Linked DNA regions of Homo sapiens: all the other regions are linked to region 1. A link is an interaction called in ENCODE POLR2A ChIA-PET data of the cell type or tissue named here. Cell type or tissue: CD4-positive, alpha-beta T cell. All regions are shown on one strand.

Region 1 (4,000 bases):
GTTGACTCCTGCCCTAGGCTGTAGCTCAGCCCTGTCATTCATGTGCAGTGCAATCTTGGGCAAGTGACTTCACCCCTCTGGGTCTCCTCACTTGTAAAATAGGAATAAAACTGCTCTCCAGAGATGAGGGATATATTTGTATTCTACTGTAGCACAACAAACTATGACAAATGTAGCAGTTTATAATAATCCCTATTGACTTCCTCATAGTTCTATAAGTCAGAAGTCCAGGTGGGTTTAACCGGGCTCCCTGCTTAGGGTCCCACAAGGCCAAAGTCAAGGTGTTGGCTGGGCTGGGCCCTTCTCTGAAGGCTCTTGGGGAGAATCCACTTCCAAGCTCATTCAGGTCATTGGCAGAATTCAGGTCCTTGCAATTGTAGTAACCAGGTCTTTCTTTTTTTTGTTTTTTTTGCGATGGAGTCTTGCTCTCTTGCCCAGGTTGGAGTGCAGTGGCCCAATCTCAGCTCACTGCAACCTCCACCTCCAGGTTCAAGCGATTTTTCTACCTCAGTCTCCCGAGTAGCTGGGATTACAGGCACCTGCCACCATGCCTGGCTAATTTTTGTATTTTTAGTAGAGACGGGGTTTCACCATGTTGGCCAGGCTAGTCTCAAACTCCTGACCTCAGGTGATCCACCTGCCTTGGCCTCCCAAGTGCTGGGATTACAGGCATGGGCCACTGCGCCCGGACCCAGGTCCTTCTTTATAGCTGCCAGCCAAGGTGCTGCTCTCTGCTCCTAGAGACTGTTCTCAGTTCTGTCTCAGGGACCCCTCCAACTCAGTAACTGAAAACCAGCCTCAAGTCAAATCTGTCTCCCACTATGAACCTCTGATGGCCTTTTCTAGCCAAAGAAGACTCTGCTTTCAAAGGGCTTCTGTGATTAGGTTAGGCCCACCCATCTCCCTAGCATAAGGTCTGCTGATTACTAACTTTAATGACATCCACAAAATTTCTCTTGCCATGTCACATAATTATAGCATTAACACCAGGGGGCAGAGGTCAGGAGAATCATCTCAGAATTCTGCCCACCATAGGTGCTGTGCCAAGGGACTCAGAGCACATGTGCTGTGAACACATTCCTTACAGGATCACTCCCTCTGTGCCAGGTGCCACCATGCCAGAAACAGAGGGCAGGACACAGGGACAGGTGGTGCATTCACAAATAATTTGGAAACAAGCCAGATGGTGACCAGAGCTTGCCTCTGAATGCCCCTTGTTGGGGATGCTATACAGAAAGCCCAGGATTTTTAGCTGAACCAACAAGGAGGCTTTGAAAAGGTGACATCTGAGCTGGGTTGTGATACACGTAAAATTTCAAGAAGCAAAGAAAGGGCTGGAACTGAGGGTAAAGAAGGGCTATCTGCTCAAGGCACACATTGATTACGAAAGGATACATCAGTATTATGTTAACAATGAACATAATTGTAAGCTTTTGTATAAACCAGCCTGTTAAGGATTACCAACAGAATAAATGTTAGCATATTTTGAACACCTACCAAATGCCAGGCACTATGTATACTAGGTACACTAGGTATATTGTATTCCTAGCTTATTTAATCTTCAAAGAACCCTACATGGTAGAACTTTTTCTTCTTACAACTTTTTTGAAATATAATTTGCATACTAGAAAAATCACTCATTTAAAGTGTACAATTTAATGGCTTTCAGTAAATTCACAGAGTTGTTCATCTATCACTACTAAAATCGAATCTATCTTAGAACAGTTTTATTACCCTCAGAAGAAATTCTACGCCCCTTAACCATGACACCCTAATTACTCCCTGGCTTCCAGTCCTAGGCAATCACTAATCTAACTTCTGAGTGTGGATTTGCACATTCTAAACATTTTATATAAATGAAAACATAGAAAATGTGACCTTTTGTGTCTGGCTTTCACATAATATGCTACGTGAAAGGTACATCCATGTCTTAACATGTGTTGGTACTTCATTCCTTTTTATTGCTGAATAATATTCCATTGTATGGATATACCACATTTTGCTTAATTATTCATTAATTGACAGACATTTGACTTGTTTCTACTTTTGGCCATTATGAATACTGCAGCTATGAACACTCACATACAAGTTTTTGTGTGGATGTATGCTTTCATTTTCCCTGGGTATGTAACCTAAGGATGAACTTGCAGGATCATATAGTTAATTCTACATTTAACTGATTGAGGATAAGATAGGAATTTGTATCTTCACTTTAGGATTGAGAAAGCTGAGGCTCAAAGAAGTTAAAATAGCTGCCCAAGATTATAGAACAGAGAAGATTGAAACACATATTCATCATACATCAAAGCTCTAGACTTCCATGGCTCTACATACATACAAAATAAGACAGAGGTCTCTTTTAACAAGTCTCATCTTAAAATATACATTTCTCAAGAGCAGAAATTTTTGTCTGTTTTATCTCAAAAAAAAAAAAATGTGATTTTGATTTCTCCAATTAGCTCCACATGAATGGGATTTTGAATCGAGCAAAGAGATAGGCAGGACGAGGACATTTTGTGGGCTTGAGTCCAGCATTGACTTCCTAACTCTAAGGCAATCTTCTGATTTAGTGCTTCCTGCCTTTGGATGAAGCAGGAGCTCCTCTGATGGACCAGCTCTATGTGGTGTTGAGAGCCATTTCTGGAAATTGAGCCTAGAGTTTCTGTCTTCAGCCCTTTGAGGCTGAGAGCCATCTAAACCACTTAACCCATTTCCCGTTTAGAAGAAAAGGTGCAGCTGGTTGCCAGTGCTCATTTAATTTTACATAAACATCCTCCTTGAAGCTGAAGCAAATCTGAATGATTTTTATCTTGAAAATAAAATATAAAAACTGTTTGTGAAGTTATTTCTAAACAAAACTTGTCTCTAGTCCTAATGTAACAGAAATGTATATGATGTCACATTAGGATTAGAAACATGAGTGTTCTCAGGGCAAGTGGGAAATAGGTTAATGAATTCTTGTCTTCTTAACCCACACAAGTAGACATTATAAGTCCCACTCCACAGATGAGTAAACAGAGGCTTCACTGGAAAAGCTAAATGTTTTGTTAGGGGTAACTCTACTAATAGTGGCAAAAGTAGAATTCGACCCAGATTTATCTAACCAGAAACTTGTGTTCTCCCCTATTACTGACCCCCTGTGACAGTCAAGGTGTAGAATAAACTAAAAGGCATTCCACCCCAAGAAAGGAGCTGAATGTTTAGTTAACAACAGAAGACACAGTGGATGGGAGTGGTAGAAGGTAAGATTTCATCGCTGCTGTGATAGTGTTATGGCCAGCATCCCAAGGAAGGCTTTATCCTGCCTTGATCTTCCCATAGGGTTCCTACCCAAGGTGCTATAGACAAGGAACAATAGCTAAATGCGAATCACTGGCTCACTTTGTTAGTATTTGACTTAGTGTCCAATAACTGCCAAAATGATAAAAGTCTGAGGTAGAGTATAAAACTTAGGCCTGGTCGAGCGCGGTGGCTCATGCCTGTAATCCCAGCACTTTGGGAGGCCGAGGTGGGTGGATCACCTGAGGTCAGAAGTTCAAGACCAGCCTGGCCAAAATGGCAAAGCACCATCTCTACTAAAAATATAAAAATTAGTGGAGTGTGCTGGCACACACCTGTAATCTTAGCTACTTGGGAGGCTGAGGCAGGAGAATCACTTGAATCCAAGAGGTGGAGGTTACAGTGAGCCAAAATTACACCACTGCACTCCAGCCTGGGTGACAGAGTGGGACTCTTTCTCAAGAAAATAAAAAATAAAAACATACTGCTGGATGCGGTGGCTCATGCTTGTAATCCCAGTGCTTTGGAAGGCTGAGACAGTCAGATCACAAGGTCAGGAGATCGAGACCATCCTGGCTAACAGAGTGAAACCCCATCTCTACTAAAAATACAAAAAATTAGCTGGGCATGGTGGCACATGCCTGTAGTCCCAGCCACTCGGGAGGCTGAGGCTTGAACCGGGGAGGTGGGTGTTTCAGTGAGCCGAGATCACGGCACTGCA
Region 2 (4,000 bases), 56 kb before region 1:
ATATTCTCGGGCTCTTTTCCTTGCTCCAGACAGTGACCAGGTCTGGCTTAGTGACAGCAATACCTGCTTTATTAGAAATGAATAACTTGAATCTTTCTCTTATTCTCCAATTACCAACCTAGTAGTATGCTTAGTAAAGAGGAGGTAATAGAATATTCCCAAAATTAATCTCAAAATACTAATGAAATTTCTAAATGTTTAGAAAATATTTTAAATTTGTAGGTCCTTAATTTCACTACCCGGTACTCATGATGCTGATGAATAGATTTTAAAATACGGGCAACTATATATAAATACTTTTTTTTTTGGGGCGGAGTGGGACAGAGTTTTGCTCTGTTGCCCAGGCTGGAGTGCAGTGGCACGATCTCGGGTCACTACAACCTCTGCCTCCTGGGTTCAAATGAATTCTCCAGCCTCAGTCTCATGAGTAGCTGGGACTACAGGCATGTGCCACCATGCCCGGCTAATTTTTGTATTTTTAGTAGAGACAAGGTTTCACTTTGTTGGCCAGGCTGGTCTCAAACTCCTGACCTCGTGGTCTGCCCACCTTGGCCTCCCAAAGTGCTGGGATTACAGGAGTGAGCCACCGTGCCTGGCCTAAAAACATGGGCAACAATATTTTATGCCACTACATTTCTGGAATTACCACTAATCTAGAGTGAAGGATACAGACCAGCTCAGGAATGTGGAAAGTTCAGGTCAAGATGAGACATCTTGAATACCTTCTTTTCCACACAGACAAAGTCTCAAGATTTTTTTGAAAAAATGGATCAGAAACTCATTTATGCAAAGCGTAAATTACCAAAAATCATTCCACAAAAAAAGAGAAAGGAAACCTTTAGGGTATATTAGAAATTGTGTATTAAAGTTATTCTCACCCAAGAAGACCAGGTTTCTGTAGTTCTCTAACATCACTTTCCTATACAAACCCTGCTGAGCACTGTCCAGGCATTGCCACTCCTCCAGAGAGAATTCTATGGCCACATCCCTAAATGACAATGGCTCCTGAAAAACGCAAGCACACAGACACACATATATTTACCAAATGGTCATGAGCAGAATTTATCATTTGAATTAAAATAAAATGACAGAGTAAAGAGAATTGGTTCTGATTAATAGAAATGACTGAAATTCTCCAATAATTTTTAACACAGAAATATTCTCTAAAATATTCTCTAACTCTGAGAGAAGAGAATAGCATAAGGCCCACAACACCAATATACATATGACACTTTTCTAGATAATAAAGTATAAAATTAAGAGCATATAGGCAGTAGGAATAAAATAGCCACAGGTAATAAGCAACTGCTGGTCACCTGTTGCCCACCTTTCTTTTAGAGACCAGATAGTGAACAAAAGATGATGGGGCTACAGGAGAAAAACAGCTGTCTTCAGTTCTGTCCACACACTTGAACTCCAGTATTTAGAGATGGAGAAAATAGATTAAAAGCAAACATATTTTGCTATTTGGTCTTGGCCCTAATGGTCAGGCTGTATTTATCTGTTTTCTCCTGTGGTGTGGGGGACTATGTGAGTCTAAGCACCAATCACATGCATACATGTCTACAGGTATTTCTGCATTACCCAAATTCTCTCACAAAACATCAAACTTTAAATCAGGGGAAGAAATCAGTACCTAGAGGGTGTCCACTGTTAGAAGCCAACTGGTAGTCAACCTGTCTCTGAATCCTGGCAACCTATCTGTACTGGGTGCATGTATTAGTTAGCTATTGCAGCATAACAAATCATCCAAAACTTATTAGTTCATAATTGAAATGATCAGCCATTTAGGCCGAGCTGAGTGGGGCCATTCTTCCAGTCTCAGCTGAGCTCCTTCAGACATGTATCATCAGCTGCTTGTTGACTAGACAGCTCTGCTTCTGGGGGTGAGTTTCTTCTTCTGGGCCTGTCAACAGCGGCACCTTGCTTCTCCTCCTCATGGTATCTTATTTTCCAGCTGGCTAACATGGGCATTATTCATGGAGATGGCAGCATTCTAAAAGAAAAATAGAAGCAGTCAATACCATTTGAGCCTGGGCCCCAAACTGGCCCACTGTCATGTTCACAGGTTTCTACTGACCTGAGCAAATAAGGGCAGCCAGATATAGGGTTTTGAAAACAGATTCCAGATCTTAAGGAAACAGCTGTAAAAGCACCTGGCTATGGGCATAGATACAAGTAGGATGAAAAAATGTTGTCATTTTGCAATCATTTTACAATTTGTAATATTCTACCTTTTTTACATATGTGGTATATAGAACTCTTCCACATCAAGAAACTTGTGCAGACCTACAGCTACTAAGTGGCTGGGCTGAGACTCAGGATCAACTTTATCTGACTCCAAAGCCCATACACCTCCATAGATCACACTACTAAAGTAGCTGCCCTGCCCTAGACTCTTGAAATCCTGGAGAGTGACACTTCTACAGAAGAAGTCAGATTCCTTTTAGATTTGTGCTCATAGAGTACTTTTTATCATTGGGAATAATCCTCACAAAAATTGCAGAAGCACATGGTGGCTCTCACCTGTATTTTTAGCACTTTGGGAGGATGAGATGGGAGATGATGTGAGCTCAGGAGTTCCAGTGCTGCCTGAACAACATAGTAAGATTCTGTTTCCATGACAAAAATGAAGAAATTAGCCACCCATGGTGGTGCATGCCTATAGTCCCAGCTACTTAGGTGGCAGAGGCAGGAGGATAGCTTAAACCTGGAAGGTCAAGTCTGCAGTGAGCTATGAGTAGTTACACCACTGCAATCAAGACTGGATGACAGAGTGAGTCCCTGTCAAAAGAAGGAAAGAAAGAAGGAAGGAAGGAAAAGAAAGAAAGAGAGAAAGAAGGGAGGGAGGGAGGGAAGGAGGGAAGGAAGGAAAGAAAGAAACTGGAGAAGCATTTTGTAAAGACATAAAATAATTTGGAGAAATAGCTGAGGGATGAGTTTAGAAAATCAAAGTCCAATGGCACATTATTAGTTTTCATCATAGAAAATATTTGAAATCTTTTAAAAGAAAAAACCTTTAGATACATTAATTTTTTTTTTTAAAGATGGAGTCTTGCTTTGTCACCCAGGCTGGAGTGCAGTGGTGTGATCTTGTCTCACGGCAACCTCTGTCTCCCCAGTTCAAGCGATTCTCTTGCCTTAGCCTCCTGAGTACCTGGATTATGGGCATGCGCCACCATACCCAGCTGATTTTTGTAGTTTTAGTAGACACAGGGTTCCACCATGTTGGTCAGGCTGCTCTTGAATTCCTGACCTCGTGATCCACCTGCCTCAGCCCCCCAAAGTGCTCCCAGACGTGAGCAACAGAGATCAATTGAGCATGGAATGATTTGCAAATTGGGTAGGCTGTGGATCCAGAGTAGGCTCAGAGAGAATCTAACACAGCCACATGATGAAAATAGATTTATAAACAGCAAAAGCAAAGTGACATACAGAAAATGAAAGTGAGATACAGAAACAGCCAGATTGATTACAGGTTGGGATTTGCCTTATTTAATCATGATTTGAACACTTGATGTTCTTTTATTGGCAAAAACACAGAGGTTTGTACAATAATTGGTTGGTCTATTTATATACCCAGTTAGATTTCAGTTTACTATGTATAAAAAACCTAGTGACCAAAGTTAAACAGGAAAGGGGGCAGCTTTAGGCATAATTAATTTAACAATTTCTCCCTTTTGGTCAACTTCTCAATTTTGAGAGATAGACCAAAACTTTAGACATTGATATTACTCTGTCACCATCAAAAATGTACTTATTTGGTGGCGGCAGCAGCAGTGGCCGAGGCTGAGGGAAGATGGCAGACAGCGTGGACCACATAGACATTTACGAGATGTGGGTGAAGAGTTAAACCAGGAAGCTGAATATCGTGGGTATGGCCAGATAGATTTGTATGACTGTGTCATATCTCCATCTGCAAATAATGGAGATGCCACAGAAGACTGGGATTACATGGATACTCTCCCACCAACTGTTGGTGATGATATGGGTAAAGGAG
Region 3 (4,000 bases), 110 kb after region 1:
TCATCCTGCCACAAAACTAAAGTGTACCCAAAACCCTAGCCCTACCACAGGTCTCTGACTTTCCATCCCAGAACACAAGGAGGCCCTCGATCTTTTTTACTTAAAGCCTGAACTTCAAACCAGGTTGGGTCTGGGGGTAGTGGCAGCAAAAGCAGCAGCCATAATATGAAGCATACAAATGACTCGAGAAATCCCATCTGCATGTCATTCACTCGGAACTGACCTGGAGTTGTGTACAAGTTAAGAAGGACAGATCTATACACTCATTGGCATGGACACATTCTACAGTTGCTGGGAAGAATGAGGGACCTGAGAGGCACCTTTTTCCCAGCTGCAAGCTGATGTCCACATACACCATTCACATGTCTTCATTTATGCCTCTGCATTGTATATTCATTGAGCCAATGCAAACACATCTCCTGGGGGGGGCATCATTCAATGCAGCACCAGCCCCCACTTGTCCTGGGGGGCAGTCAGTAGGGATCTGGTCAGCTCATAATCTCCTAGGACAATGGTGCTGCCCCCTTTCCAGCACTCACATCCAGCAGCACCATCTTGGGATGGTTTTCATCAAACATGAACAGCGTGAGGTAGCAGGCATGGTGTGACAGGCTCAGGGCCATGGACAGCTGGCTGCTGGGGAAGCAGCATAGGGCAGGGGCATCTGTGGGTGGCACCATGACAAGCCCCTACCCCCACACAGCCCCTACCCCCACACAGCCTGAGTCCAAATGCCATTCAAATCTTCCTGGGTGGTATTGGGGTGCTCGATGTCCATTTCTCACCTGCTCATTAGCACTGCCTTGTGTTGGTTACTCAGGACCTGGGGAGAGGGGTGGGGGCTGTTGATCCAGGATGGGCAACACCTCACACCCAGAGTCCACGTGGCTGCAGGCCAGCAAGCAAGCCCAAGTGGCTCAGCTCTAGACACTGAGCCTCGGCACCTCTGGCTTGCACTTTCTATTTATACTTTGCACAAAGGCAACAGAAGGAGGTCAACATCAGCTGTTGTGACATGGAACTCTATGCGCCACGGAGACCTTCTAAAAATGTTGTCTTAAGTCCTTTTCTTTCTAATAAAATCTATACAAATACACACATGCAAGCCTGAAACTACTATAAATGAAATATTAAGTGTTTTAAAACCCATAAACAAACAAACACAAAAACAGCCACTTTGAGGAGAGAGTGGGACCCTAAAGCAGCTGACCCCCCAAAAGCCCCACCAAGCCTTAGGACAGGACAGGCAGCCTGAACACTACAAGGCCACATGGTGGTTACAGAGGATGACAGCTCCCACAGGTACTTGTCAGGCACTGTGGTAGCTTCTCACTCAGAGTCTCAGAACGCCTCCTCACCAATACCCTGTGAGGGGAGGTCCCGCCTCACTAGAGCACAGGAGTTTCCTGAACTCTCCCAAGGAAATGGTTAACAAAGGGTGGAACTAGGGGAAGCCCAGACAAAACAAGTGACTCCCCAGTGTCTCCCTAGACTCCATCCACTCCTCCACATGGGGCCCGGAGGGGAAGTGAACAGCCTCTTAACTCCCTCGATAGGGTTCCAGTCCTGCAGGCCTGGACTCTCCCATTTCCTGCTACCATAGAGGGTGACAATGAAACTCCAGACTCCTCATTTGCCATCCCTCATTTGCCAGGCCAGGTCCAAAGACGTTTGATGACACAGCCCAGAGGGTGCTCGAGGCCCACCTCAGCATAGTCACCGGTAATGTAGTGGGGAGGAGCAAGGAGGTGCTCAGGGCCTCAGTGATGAGCTCACAGCCCTCCTTTAGGAGGCCTGCAGAGCACACTCCCAGGGAGCAGTGCTCAGATGGGCAGACAGGCCAACCAGCACCGAGGACTCAGAACCCCTCCTTGCCCCACCTGCCGCCCGGCCACATGAGGCTCTGTCCCACTTTCAGGGCTTCTGCACAGGCCAGTCCCCACTGCTTCTGTGGCGAGATATCAGAGTTGAAGTGAATGTTGAAGTGAGTGCTGAAGGCCATGCAGCTGATGGAGCTTACTGCCTTGCACACACTGTAAATCACCTCCTGGCTCCAAGGGTCTGCTGTGGAAGAGACACAGCCTGATGGGATGTAGCCCCACTCCACCACCAGTGGGGCTTGGCTGTCCTGAGCTGCAGCCCGCAGCTCCTTGCAGAGATGTCTACCTGCTTCTCTCTGGAGCTGGGGCATGAGCCATCCCTGGCAAGGACCGGCTGCCAGGACAGGCTGGGAACTCTCCCCCAGCATCCTCAGGAGCCCCACCTGTGCTGGCATCTGCGCTGGTGATTTCCATAATAAGATTATGGAAGATTTTTAAAGCAACTTTCCCCCCTCATTTCTCTATCTTAATAACAGCACTGATAACTTCTAAGCCCCAGCAGGCTGAAAGTGTAAGACAAATGAGCTCCTGCCTAAGAAGGGCCATAATTGGGCAGTGTGTGCTCAGGAGGGCACCCCATGGTTGTTAGTGGAGGGTGGGAAGCTGGATGGCCCTGGCCACTCAGTCCAGTGGAAAGGAGGGCCCTCTCCTTCCAGGAAATCAAAGTCTCAAAGAGACCAGAATAAGTGCTTGACCAGCCTGCCAGGAAGCAGAAGGCTAGATGGCCTTGCAGGCAACCCCAGGCAGCCTTTAGGGTGCCTGATAGGGCTGAGCTCATTCCAGCTTTCCTTGCTTTCATTCCGTCTACAAGAAAACCTGCCTGCTGGCTGGGCATGGTGGCTCATGCCTGTAATCCCAGCACTTTGGGAGGCCGTGGCAGGTGGATCACAAGGTCAGGAGTTCAAGACCAGCCTGGCCAAGATGGTGAAACCCTTTCTCTACTAAAAATACAAAAATTGCCAGGCGCAGTGGCAGGTGCCTGTAATCCCAGCTACTCGGGAGGCTGAGGCAGGAGAATCACTTGAACCCGGGAAGCGGAGGTTGCAGTGAGCTGAGATCGCACCATTGCACTCCAGCCTGGGCAACAGAGCGAGAGTCCATCTAAAAAAAATAAATTAATTAAAAATTTAAAAAAGTTTTTATATCTTTGATATTTCGCTCATTATTTCTAAATCTCATTTAGTTGTCTATTTGTGTTTTATTTTTGTTCATTGAGCATTCTAAGATGATGATGATTATTATTTATTTATTTATTTTGAGATGGAAGTCTCGCTCTGTCGCCCAGGCTGGAGTGCGGTGGTGCGATCTGGGCTCACTGCAAGCTCCACCTCCCAGGTTCACGCCATTCTCCTGCCTCACCCTCCAAGTAGCTGGGACTACAGGCGCCTGCCACCACACCCGGCTAATTTTTTGTATTTTTTTTCAGTAGAGACGAGGTTTCACCATATTAGTCAGGATGGTCTCGATCTCCTGACCTCGTGATCTGCCCACCTTGGCCTCCCAAAGTGCTGGAATTACAGGCGTGAGCCACCACGCCCGGCCTATTATTTTGTATTTTTAGTAGAGACCAGGTTTCACCACATTGGCCAGGCTGGTCTCGAACTCCTGACCTTGTGATCCACCTGCCTCAGCCTCCCAAAGTGCTGGGATTACAGGCATGAGCCACCGTGCCCGGCCAAATATTTTGAATTCTTTATCAGATATGCAAAAACTTCATTTCTTAAGATTCAATTTCTGGATATTATTTTGCTCCTTCAAGTGGGACATATTTCCTGTCTTTTCTCTATGCCCTGTGATTTTTTTTTTTAAGTGATATCTGAGGATTTATACAACAGCCATCTAATCCAGCATTTAAAGACCGGCTTAGTAAAGGGGAGATACTGACAGTAATCAGCCAGGCTATGAATGCTGGGTGTTTCACATTCTCAGATACGTTTTCTCTGAAGTTGTGTGTGTGTTTAAGTTAAAGAGTTTTTTTTCTTTTTCTTTTTTTTTTTTTTTTTGAGAGAAGTCTCACTCTTGTCCCCCAGGCTTGAGTGCAATGGCTCGATCTCGGCTCACTGCAACCTCCGCCTCCCGGGTTCAAACGATTCTCCTGCTTCTGCCTCCCAAGTAGCTGG

What was found. Peaks named below come from ENCODE experiments on the same cell type or tissue, not always from the same donor. Only the 100,000 strongest peaks of a DNase experiment are listed, where the experiment ranks them.
Region 2: POLR2A ChIA-PET joins it to region 1 with 7 read pairs; 2 of 35 experiments call an interaction of 5 or more read pairs at or near these places.
Region 3: POLR2A ChIA-PET joins it to region 1 with 7 read pairs; 3 of 35 experiments call an interaction of 5 or more read pairs at or near these places.

Annotation. Positions count from the first base shown.
Region 1 is chr19:21,578,978-21,582,977 of GRCh38, reverse strand. The region is part of intron 3 of LOC101929007 (a long non-coding RNA gene); the gene reads left to right. Among named protein-coding and RNA genes, the nearest start is that of ZNF429, 75 kb to the right of the region's middle. In CD4-positive, alpha-beta T cell, no CTCF peak of the experiment used is centred here; no DNase peak of the experiment used is centred here; H3K27ac peaks cover 1,311 bases.
Region 2 is chr19:21,634,976-21,638,975 of GRCh38, reverse strand. It overlaps the pseudogene CPSF6P1. Among named protein-coding and RNA genes, the nearest start is that of ZNF100, 130 kb to the left of the region's middle. In CD4-positive, alpha-beta T cell, no CTCF peak of the experiment used is centred here; no DNase peak of the experiment used is centred here.
Region 3 is chr19:21,464,543-21,468,542 of GRCh38, reverse strand. No RefSeq gene overlaps it. Among named protein-coding and RNA genes, the nearest start is that of LINC00664, 17 kb to the left of the region's middle. In CD4-positive, alpha-beta T cell, no CTCF peak of the experiment used is centred here; no DNase peak of the experiment used is centred here.